3 separate regions of the Mus musculus genome follow, and all the other regions are linked to region 3. The links are chromatin contacts, found by Hi-C or POLR2A ChIA-PET in ENCODE. All regions are on one chromosome and are shown on one strand. Each heading gives the region's core, a stretch centred on a gene start or an enhancer-like site at or near the end of the contact. The rest is flanking DNA. Distances are from core to core; before and after follow the strand shown.

Evidence for each region. Hi-C counts contacts between places; a loop is a spot of excess contacts on that map. ChIA-PET counts read pairs that join two places held with the same protein, here RNA polymerase II (POLR2A).
Region 1: a map of heart shows a loop between it and region 3 (4-fold over the local background). The contact joins the promoter of Slc41a1 here to the promoter of Rab29 in region 3. A Hi-C loop is called at or near these places in 6 of 37 maps with a recorded cell type or tissue (heart, regulatory T cell and v-Abl transformed pro-B cells). POLR2A ChIA-PET finds 5 or more read pairs at or near these places in 4 of 5 experiments (Patski and embryonic stem cell).
Region 2: a map of heart shows a loop between it and region 3 (8-fold over the local background). The contact joins the promoter of Nucks1 here to the promoter of Rab29 in region 3. A Hi-C loop is called at or near these places in 8 of 37 maps with a recorded cell type or tissue (T-helper 1 cell, T-helper 2 cell, gastrocnemius and 2 more). POLR2A ChIA-PET finds 5 or more read pairs at or near these places in 1 of 5 experiments (Patski).

The regions. Positions count from the first base shown.
Region 1 is chr1:131,825,830-131,829,493 of GRCm38, reverse strand. It overlaps Slc41a1 (solute carrier family 41, member 1), which reads right to left and starts at 1,482. Exons shown (of 11, transcript NM_173865.3): 1 at 1,101-1,482.
Region 2 is chr1:131,908,231-131,912,162 of GRCm38, reverse strand. Nucks1 (nuclear casein kinase and cyclin-dependent kinase substrate 1) reads right to left here and starts at 1,705. Exons shown (of 7, transcript NM_175294.3): 1 at 1,413-1,705. The coding sequence starts at 1,429.
Region 3 is chr1:131,865,912-131,869,766 of GRCm38, reverse strand. It overlaps Rab29 (RAB29, member RAS oncogene family), which reads right to left and starts at 2,490. Exons shown (of 6, transcript NM_144875.2): 1 at 2,357-2,490; 2 at 1,992-2,248. The coding sequence starts at 2,115.

The DNA of each region.
Region 1 (3,664 bases), core at 233-2,732, 39 kb after region 3:
AGCCAGGAGAACTCCCCAGGCAACCGGGGCAGGGCAAGCCGGCCAAGACCAAGGCCAAGAACCAGAGGCCTCCTTCTTACTCTTGCCCTTGAAAGTCGAGTGTTACAGAAACCACAGGCTAAACCCTGGTCCAGGCTGCATTTACACTTCTCTCTATGCTAGATCCTGTGAGCCTGTCAGATAGGACCCGGCAGTTAACTAGATTGAAGAGACAGAGGGTGAAGCTACTGTTTATTCCTACATTTTTGGTTGCCTGGCCTTCCCCCTTTCCTCTCGGGTTACTGACAGCCAGACATGGTGTAACTCTTAAAAACAAAAATATCATCGGTAAAAGGTGTAGAAAGAGGAAAGAAAAACAAAGTCAGGCAAATCCAAGTGTCACAAGCTAATATGCATTTACTCCCAAATCATGTCTGTCTTTGCCTGCCCTGCTTTTCTTAGCTTAAAGGAATCCCCACGAATTGCCACCAACTTGTTGCATTTCACCAGCATGGCTCTCAATAGTAAAAAAAAAAAAAAAAAAAAATCCAGAGGGTTTTGCAGGTATGATGAACAGGCTGTTAGTATTCCAAACACTCACAATTAGTCAACTCCAGTTTGGTTAAGGCAGAATCAAACTCTAGGGCCCAAGTTATGAGTCTTCCACTAACTCGGTCACCAGCCAAGCCACCTTAACACAGCACCGTTGTTTTCAAAGATCCTCACTAGTCAGCCAAGAGGAAACACTCAGTCTGAGTCCACCGCCCCCGAGCCAGCAAAGTTTCTGAGTTCCTTCGCTAAAACCTGACTGCCCCCTCCCTCCCGTCTTTCTGGCAGGCCACTTTGACCTGGAAGGGGGCTAGCAAGGGGAGCAGGCCAGTCTCTCAACTACATCAGCAGTAAAGCCACTACCGATGGGCCTCAGGCTCTAGGAAGCCGCGTCTCCTTTCCAAGCGGGGATGGACAAAAAAGCCCGGTTTAGGTATCCCCAACTACAGGGGTGGGGAGGAGGAGTGCCTAGTTGATTTCCGCCGACTCCCGGCAACTCAAGACTGCAAAAGCACTGCGTCCTGGAGTCCCCCGCCCTCGTCTCCCTCCCTCCCAGACCCAACAACACTGACCTGCGCCTTGCTGGGGAGAAAGGGCGCCTGGAGAGTGGTAGCAGGGGCCCGCGGAATTGGGGGATGTAGGGTACCCCCTCTTCTCATCACTCCTCCCCCTCAGCCGTCCTCCTCGAGCCCCCGCGTGTTCCCCGCTACACCCCCAGGCAAGGCGAGCGTCCAACCGCGACACCCGGCTCGCTACATTTCGCTTCTGCCTTCCTGTGAGGCCGCCGCTCCGATTCCACGAGGGGAGGTGGCCTGGTGGGGGGCGATCAGGATATTCCGCCTCGGGCTGGTGTGGACCGGACTGGGCCTGAGATGCCGAGCTCGCTCGTCCCCAATCGCCTCTTGCCCGCGGACTTGGACAAGAGTGTTTGGCTGTGGGTGGCAAACGTGATCTGGGGCAGAGCGGGTGGTAACCCCCCTCCATCAAGAATAGAGTCAGGATGGACAACTGCATCAGCCAATCAGAGCAGGAAAAGGGGCGGGCCCCGCCCAGGCCCCGCCCATTTCCCCGGCGTTTCTTGAGCTGGGGGCGGGGTGAGGGGGAAAACGCAGCAGAGTGACGGGAACTCAGAATTGGAGGGTGTTGTGGGCTCGCGGTGCTCAAGCGCGGGCGGGTGCTGCGCTCCTGAGTTCCCACGGCCTCTCAAGGCGAGCGTTCTGCTACGCATGTACTCCTGAATCTTGACTATCTCTAGTGAGCCTCTGGGCCTTCCAGAAGACCCGAAACCACCCCTTTGAGCCGGCCAGCTGGCGATCGCCCGGGCCGCAGCAGCCATCGCGTGTTCCTTCTCCACGCCCAGTCCCTACCTTCTTCCTGGGCACAGTTCCTATTCATCAGGCTCCTCATCTCTCCTTCCAGGTTCCTTGTTCCTCTGGGCGACTGACCGAACCTTAATCTGCCTTAATAAAGTTCCAGCCTTGATAGGGGTGGGGATGGGCAGACTGGAGGGAAAATTTGGTAGACTCATGGCTGGGGCTACACACACCAATGAGGTAAGGGCGGAGGGGAGCGGGGGTTTCCTTTGACCCAATCGTGGCCCCGTGGGAGAGAAGTCTCCATCCCGGGCGAAATGAACGCCAACTTTCCCTGACGCACCTTGTGGAATCAAAGTGTTTTCATCCTCGCTTTTGCCACTTCCTCCCTGGGGTGTCTTCACTTCATCAATCCAAAATCAGTACCAGTTAGTTCTCTTTGGGTTGTTTTTGTGAAGGGGATGTGACCTCCCTATAAAGGAACTCCCATTTCCAGCCTTTCCCCCTTCATCGGTAGAGTCTATAACCAGAGGTTCCTTTCCTGTCACCTTCTTCCCTAGAAATGTTCCTTGGGGCAACTGAGCATTTTTCTAGACCATAGAGCCTATGACCAGAGGTTCCTTTCCTGTCACTTTCTTCCCTAGAAAGGTTCCTTGGGGCAATTGAGCATTTCTCTAGACCGTTGAATAAGGATAGGATGTATATAGGAGAGAAAAAGAGTGCTGGCTACTGAGCACACATGCTCAACAGCAACTGGAGAGGGCCATTCCTTTGGACAATGATAACAAATGTAGCCACAAAAACCTGTCCCCACCTGCTAATCCAGCAACCCCGGGCTCAGCTCCGCTGCTAGGATATCAAAGGTCTATATTTTTTAAGGGCCCAGCAAATGTCACTGTAGTTGAACTCCAATTTTGGTTTCACAGCCAAGTCTATGTTTGGATATGGAAGTTACTCCTAGATTGGGCAACACTAGGTCTTCGCCAGAAGGACCAGTTTTTGTGCACAATGAGTATAGATTGAGAGGAAAACTAAGACTGATTATATGGCTGCCTGAGTGTTGGCAGTCTTAGCCCTTGGGAGACAGAAGCAGGAGACTCTACAAATATGAGGTCGTCTGGGTCTACCAAGAGACAGTGCCTCATAGTTAGAGTTATACAGTTGAGACTCTGCCTCAAGGCCAAAAACTTTCATCCAATAGCAACTTAAAAACAAAATCTTTGTCCTTCTCTTATTTCCACCCCCATACTCTTTATCTACTTGAAAAGTTTTTCTTTTTAGTCGAAGTAAACTGAACATATGGGAAAGTGCGTAAAACCTAGAGTATGGACCACCAAATTATGGTACAGGGAACAGGCTGATGAAACCACCACCAAAAGGAAGAATTCAGTCATTACTGCCACCCCAGAAGCTCCCTTGGTCACTCTCTCACCCTCTTCCCTAGGGTGGCCTCTGTCTGACACTGTTCATTTTGTCTGTGAGCGCTTGGACTTTCTATAACAGAACCTCTCAGGAGGCACTACTATTCTGTGCTTAGTTTCTCTTACTCATACATCACACATGGTACCATTTGTTTTTTGTTTGTTTGTTTTGTTTTTCTTTTCCAGAGATGAGGACCGAACCCAGGGCCTTGCGCTTGCTAGGCAAGCGCTCTACCACTGAGCTAAATCCCCAACCCCAGTACCATTTGTTAATTCACCTTCATTGCAGCGTGATGTCACTAAGCGAGCACAGGGCAATTTGCATCCGTTGATGCAGATTTCAGTTGTTTCCAGGTATTGTTATTTTATGAATCTGCCATGGCATCTTTTTGTTTTTGAAAC
Region 2 (3,932 bases), core at 456-2,955, 43 kb before region 3:
GAGGCAGAGGCAGGCGGATTTCTGAGTTCAAGGCCAGCCTGGTCTACAGAGTGAGTTCCAGAACAGCCAGGGCTACACAGAGAAACCCTGTCTAGAAAAAAGTAATTTGAGTTGGTGGTACAGTTTGGTTAGATTTATGTCCTCAAAGAACTCACTATAACCTGGAACAGTCATATTGACTACTTCCCAAACATCACACAGAAGACATGGTAATTTGGAGGTGCAGGTTAAAACAGAATGGAAAAAGCAAGCTGGTAGGTAATTCATCCTCCGCAGTTCCCTCTCGCGAGTGGGAGGGGTGGTAATCTACCACCAATAGATTATCTTGTCAAGGAGACATAGTGGGGCACAAAACCGTTGCCAGATCCAAACCTCTCCTTGGTATTGGGATACTTTCGATACCAAAACTTGAAATGAATTCATAACTGTAAAAATAGTTAAGAACTAAAGGCAATGGGGCCAGGTAAAGCTCCTTTACAAGTAACATCTATTGACTTTGGTCTCGGTCTCTGTCCCTCTGTCTCTCAGGCCTTAATAGATTGGACTAAACCACACCCTCCACCCAAGCCACATTCTATACAACAGCTCTGGAGGGCATTAAAGGGGAGCCCACCGAGTGAGGGGAAACCGAAAACTTCTTGAAGCCATGTGAATAAAAGTCTGATCGCTAGTGGATCGTAGTCCATTTACGATTAACGTCACACGGGGAAAGAGAGGGTTACAGAAGTAGCAAGAGACGCGTACTGCGGGGTGAGGGGGAACGAGAACCACACGGGATTTGGGTTAACAAGCACGTCCCTGGAGGAAGGGCATTTGTCTGCAAGCGGTGGAAAGAGAAAACTTGGGGTTAATGCGTTCAGAACTCCCAAGTGGGGAGAGGCTGTGGCCCTTATTTTACGGGGCTCAGTGTCAAAACTCACTTTTGCCCCAAGGGGAAAGGAAAACGTGGGTTCCGCCCAGGCCGGGCTAGGAGGCGGGGCCTGCCGCGACCCCGAGAATGGAGGCGGGGCCGGGCGGCGGGGCACAAGCAACTCGCTCGCCAAAACGCTAAGCCGGCGAGCCTCTGGAGGACCGAGTCCTCCGTGTTCGCACCCGGGTCGGCCGTAGGCTCCAACAGGGCCCAGGGGTGCGGCCTATGGTGTGCCTGGTGCGCGCCAAGCCCACGCCAGGGCCATGGCGGAGGTGGGGGCGGCCGCGGAGCCGACCCGGACCCTGCGGGGTGGAGGCGACGCGCCCGTGCGCGCCGCCGCCATCCTGCGCGCCGCCGAGCACCCACGCGCAAGGGCGCGCGCGGCCCCCGACAGAAGGCCGCGCGTGGTAGTCAGGAGCACGACTCCAGGCCCGTTGCCCAGGTCCTTCGCCACTCACCCCAGCCCGTTCGGCCCGCCCCGGGCCTTGGACTCCGCACTGACCTGACAGGCCGAGACATGTTCGCTGTCGAGGCGCGACCAAGTCGAGGAGCCGAGGACCAGGACCCCCCTCCCCGCGCACTCGGCGCCCCACCCCCCCGCTCCGGCCGGCGGGGCCGCTGCTGCCGAGCCCCGGGCTGCTGGCTTCTCAAGAGTCGGCGGCTGCTGGTTTGAGGTCCCTGGATCTGACGAGCCCCCCGCTCCCCCGTCTCTTCAAAATGGATGAATCAAACCAGCCGAAAATGCGCCAAAGCCGCGGTGCAACCAAACCCCGTAGGGTTTGTGCGCTCCGCCCCAGCACGCCCGCTCATTGGTGACTCCTGTCAGATGCGCCCTAGTCATTAGTCCATTTGAATCATCACGCCTCCCAGCCCCGCCCCACTCCCGGATAGGCCCCGCCTCCTCCATGGGGTCCTGTTAGTCAAGATGCGCTGAGAGCGCACGGCCGCAAAACAAAAATGGTCGCCGATTGCCCGCCCCCTGTCTTCCACGCCAGAGCTGCAGATTCGGCTTGGGTTATATCTTGGACCCCCTGCCAAATAACCTGATTTATATAGAGTTCTCTGTGGACTAGGTGGTTCTGTAATGGATTTAATTTCTCCTGACTTGATTATTTTGCAAATCAGCTAATTGCAAGACTCATGGGATAGGCAGCAGATTCGTCACTTAAGAATTGGAGGGAAATTACTTAGGTTCAAAAATTTGACCTTAATCTTAGAAATCCTGTACTCTGACTTCAGCGTTAACCTCCCAGGGCTCAGTCACGCTGCTGAAGTAGAGAGTTGGGTTCACAAGGAATATCTTCTACCCAATCTGATCTTTGAGAGCTACTTAACACTCATTAAAACCTCAATTTCTGATATTAGCATTTCAAAGAGAAAGAGGTGATTAATGGTTAAGAGGGAGACTGGTGACAAAACGCTTGCTTCAAAATTCTAAGTCCACCACTTAGTACTTAACTAGGTTTCCTCTGTGCACCTCAGTTTTATGATGAGTAGAGTAGGATACAAGGCTACCTTATTACTAGAACTAAACAAGGTGCTATGTTGAAAGGCCTTTAGTCTGGGCTTAAGTGTTAGGTTCCGTTTTTAATAGAAGATAAAATTAGTTCGGGGGGGGGGGGCAGGGAGGCTGGAGAGATGGCTCAGTGGTTAAGAGCACTGACTGCTCTTCCAGAGGTCCCGGAGTTCAAATCCCAGCAACCACCTGGTGGCTTACAACCATTTGTAATGAGATCTGATGCCCTCTTCTGGTGTGTCTGAAGACAGCTACAGTGTACTCATATATAATAAATAAATAAATCTTAAAAAAAAAAAAGTAGTTCGAGTTGCCTCAAGACTGAATGCCTAAATCAGAAGTAGAGCACAGTATCTTTGTATTAATATCTAGGATTTACTTCCTGTTATAGTTTGGATTCCATGTTCCCTAGGGACCCATATGCCAAAGATTTAAGAGGCAGGACCTGGTAGAAGTTAGGACATTAGGAGTGAGCACTTTAACATGATGTGGGAACCTTGACTTGACCACCCTCTGTCTTTCTTGCTTGCAGCCTGTAAACACAATGTCATCTGTTTCACTTTGCTGAAATGCTTTTCACCATGATGCTCTTGCTCTCTACAGACACAAAGCCCTAGGACCAAGCAGCCCTCAATGGAAACATATGAAACTGTAGAAAAATAAATGTATTCTTGTAAGTTGATATTTCAAGTCATACGGATAGAAAACTAACACACTTTATGATGTTGTAAATCGATTTCAATACTTGCCAGAGCCAGTGTTTCACTTGAAGAGTGGGGATGTTGCTCAGCTGAGAGTAACTGCTCAGCACACAGTAAGCACTGAGTTCAATCTTCATCACCTCCTGAAACTGGACAAGAGGATACACACCTATAATGCCATCAGTCAAGGAGATAGATGTTCAAGGTCATGCCTGGCTACATAGGGAGTTTGAGGACAGTTTGGACTGCGAAAGCCCCTGAGTCAACAACAAAACCAAGTGAAGATATAGTCCCTAAGCAACAAACCACATCACTATCTGCTTCCTGAAAGTCTCCCAGTGTAAAATTCTACTTATCTAAGGGAAGAAAGCAGCAAAAGAGAAGAATTTTAAAAGTTATTCTTGATCCTTTCCGTTCAACGTCATTTCCTCTTCACTTAAAAAAATATATGGTAAAAAAAAAAATCTCTAACAGCTGGGTAGTGGTGGCAAATGACTTTAATCTTGGCAATCAGGAGGCAGAGATGGGCAGATCTCTCTGAGTTCAAGGTCAGCCTGGTCTACAGAGCAAGTTTGAGAACAGTCAGGGCTACACAAAAGGAAATTTACATAAAATGTGCGGTCTTAGCCATTTACACTTCTGTGGCATTAAGGACATTCATGTTGTTGCATAACCACCACCAAAACCCATCTCTAAAATTTTTTTTATATGTCTCTGGTGTGTGTGTGTGCATGGGTGCATGTGTGTATACCATAGCAAGAATGTAGAGACCAGAGGAAAATTAGACAAAGAATTTTATTAACTT
Region 3 (3,855 bases), core at 1,241-3,740:
CCACACACACACACACACACACACACACACACAGTAAATGGTTTTTTTTTTTTTTTTTTTTTTTTTTTTTTTTTTTTTTTAGTCCTAGCACAAGCTCAGATCAAATAAATATACAGTGACAACCCCAGGATCACAACACTCCAATTAGGTTTAAACCTTCTGGCGATGGAGAGGAGCCCCCATGGTACATTTGTGTTGGGACACATAATCCGTACTCTCCAAACGGTCTTCAGTGTTTTCTCCTCTCTCAGATCAAATTATTTCACACTGATTATCTCCTTGGCTAGGATCAAGAAAGTTATGGGCATGGTTATGACCATTATTCCTGTTCTCAGGTTAAATGGTTTCTGGGATGTTTTTTAAGTGGGGGGTTCTCAAGGAAAGAATGGTGGGGGAGATGGAGGAAAGGAAGGTAAGGTGGTTAGCTTTGTATCTTCCATCTTAACTTCACTGTTAGTATCTAATCAAACAGTATTATGAGAAAATACAGTGAAAACCTCTGTATCCTCCTTAAGGCTATGGTATATGTCCAGCAGGTACTGGTTAAATGAACAAGATGGCAGAGGTTGAGACATGGATGCTGCTTAAGAGCTGTGCTGAATCCCCCACGGGTCTGCAGATGCTGAAACTCCATGAGGTTGGACTGAACAGCTATTCCAGGGGAACCTCCCAAAGTCGGATAGTAGAGCCTAGCTCCAACTTGAGATCCTCCTGCCTCAACCTCTTGAATGCTAGAATTAAAGGTAGAGACAACCACACTATGCTGGAAAAGCTACTTGTTAAGGAGAAACACAGAATAATTTCAGTTCAGAAACATATTCTTTCTTCTACATCTGTGACAGAAGTGAAAACGAGGGAGAATTTATAATAAACATTGGGAAAAACAAACAAAACTTGCCAGAATCAGTATGTTCATACTGTCGGAAAACAGTCCACTGGTAAAAATTAATTCACAGGACATTTTTAACCCAAAATCCATGAAATAAGGACTTGTATTTAGGAGTGGTGGGCAAAGTAGTCAGGAAACAGTTTTTGAAATATTCTATAAAGTTTTCATTTCAAAGAAAAGAGTTAATAAAAAAACTTTCACATGTAAATCTGTGTTGGTACAAATGTAATTTTATGTGCTGGGCGTGGTGGCGCATGCCTTTAATCCCAGCACTTGGGAGGCAGAGGCAGGCAGATTTCTGAGTTCAAGGCCAGCCTGGTCTACAGAGTGAGTTCCAGGACAGCCAGGGCTATACAGAGAAACCCTGTCTCAAACAAAACAAAATAAAAAAAACAAATGTAATTTTATTCTTTCACATTACTGTAACCTTGTTAACTACCTTCTCCTTGTGGTGGTGGTGGAGGTGTGTGTGTGTCTGTGTGTATCTGTGTCTGTGTCTGTGTGTTTGGGGTAGACAGACCGACAGGTGGACAGTTCAGCAGAGTCCAAAGGCCACACTGGGAAAGAAATGAATTTACTTTTAGTGCTTCTTTCTCTCTTCCTCCCTGCCTTCCCCAGTGCAAGAGAAGACGACAGGCCACTCGAGGGTATTTCACATTCTTTCGTGAATTCCTCACATTTCCCACTCAGTTCACTAATGACACCATAGGGCTCATCAGACCTGACCGGAATCTGTCCTCCAGTCTTCCCCACACCTCTGACTGCTTAGCTCCTGGGCTTTCCTCCTAAGGTAACGGGGTTCTTTCCTCAACACCCGTCGGATGCTGGTAGGAAGCAGGGTAACTGCCCCAGCCTGCACTTGAACCGGGACTCAGCTGACTTTGCTGACTGGAGAAGTTGCTCTGGGCAGCGCATGGCTGCGGGAGGGCTCTGCTCTCTGCGGTGAATAGTCCCCGGCTCAGACCCCTTCACCATCTCTCACCTGTATACTTTGGCCCTATCTTTGTAGGTAGGCTGGGGACCCCTTAGAGGCAACCTCGGTACCCAGAGGCTACCGGCTGCGAGCCTCGACCCCTGCTCCTAGTCACCCGTGACCGCTCACCTCCCACGGTGGACTTGTAGTGCTTGCTGAAGCTGTCCTGGGAGTAGCGCTGGACCAGAGACGTCTTGCCAACGGCGGCGTCCCCCACCACCAGCACTTTAAACAGGTGATCTCGGCTGCCCATGGCTAGTGGTGGGGAGAGGTTTTTTGATAGTTTGTTTTTCCGGGAAGTCGCTTATTTCAACCCCTTTGGCTCCCGGGTTCTCTTCCAATTGAAGTCAGGCATCTCCACCCTCGGTTGGTTGAAGCTTCTCTGACTGGAAAGCAGAAAAGGAAACTTTTGCACTCGGCCTGTGCGCGCTTCCTCCCCGCGCGGCCGCAGCCTGGGTGGGGCGGGTACCAGCTCGACCCTCCGCGATTGGCACCTTCCTTTCAGGGACCTCCGAGTCGCTCGCCAGCATTGAACCGTGGCCAGCACCTTGCTTAGAGAAGTACAGATGACTTAGACCCTTTCTCGGACCGCACACACAAAATTGAGGTTGTGCAGAGTCCTTGTCCGGTCCCCGTCCTGCCACTGGCGGCGCACTTCCCAGTCTTCCGTCAAAAACGTTGTGAGCCCCACTGCTCGGAGAACTACATTTCCCAGTGTGCCTCTTGGTAAAGCGACCAGACCAGTGTGGCGACTTGCCACGTACACTCTTGGGAAATGTAGTTTCCTAGCTATCTTGAGCAAATTTACATAAAAGTTTTAAGGTTTTCAAACTTTAAAGAATTTAGAAATCTATTTAAAAACAATTCTAAAGTTTGGCGTCGAAGCACAGGTTTGCAATCCAGGCCTTGGGGAGATGGAAATAGGAGGATCATAAAACCCTAGTTCATCCATCGTCTTCTGCAACAAGTGTGTTCAAGGACCCCTAACCCCACCACTTCCTCTCCCCAGAGCAAGACAAGAGATTGGAAGCAACTTTGGGTCACCCTGAACTACGTAGACCATGATCTCTCCTGTCTAAATCTTTCCCCCAGATGTTTTCTTAAAATCACATTTTAAAGATTTCTAGACGGCCTTTCTTATTAGCCATATTTTAAAGGTTTTATAACACAAAGATAAATGTCCAAGTTCCAAGTGAAGTCCATTTCCTGTTGTCTTAACTACAGAGTCAAATCTCGAGCCTTGTAAAGACAAGGTCAAATTTTCCATATGACCAATAACAGGCACATTTGGGGACATTTGACCCAAAAGATCAACCTTTTAAAAAAAATCTATGTCAAAAGTTACAACACTTAATAACTAGCTATAGCAATAACAATGCAGAATAAACAAGAGATAGTTCCTCATTGACACTTCCACATTTCTTACACCAGCCACGCATAGCGTTTGAGCACCAGGACATTTCCTTTTGTTGCTGCTATTAATTCTGAATACTCATAAAATGATTGGCAAATATTTTTACTTTTCCTACCTGTAATTTTTCTGTCCTGCCTGTCCTTTAGCTAGAAATTGTGGCTAGTAGAATAAGCTTCACTTTTTTCCCCTTTTGGCTGTTTTGTTGTTGTTTGTTTGTTTGTTTGTTTGTTTTTTGTTTGAGAGAGGATTTTCTGTAGCCTAAGTTGGTGTCAACTTCTGACAGTAGACCATAGAACTTGTGGTTCAATTGTAACAACATCCAGTTTTGTAGTTTTGGAGAGTAAATCCAGGCATGCTAGGCAAGTCCTCTACCATCGGAGCTACATCTCCAGCCCTCCTCCTCCTCCTCTCCCTCCTCCTTCTCCTTCTCTTCTTTCTTTTTTCCTTTCGACAGAGTCTATGTAGCCCAGGCTGGCTTTGAGCTCCAGATCCATTTGCTTCTGTTTCTGCTTCTACTCCCTCCACTGGAATGCATGCACACAGTATGCAGCTTTGTGTGTGTGCTCATGTGCGCAAGCT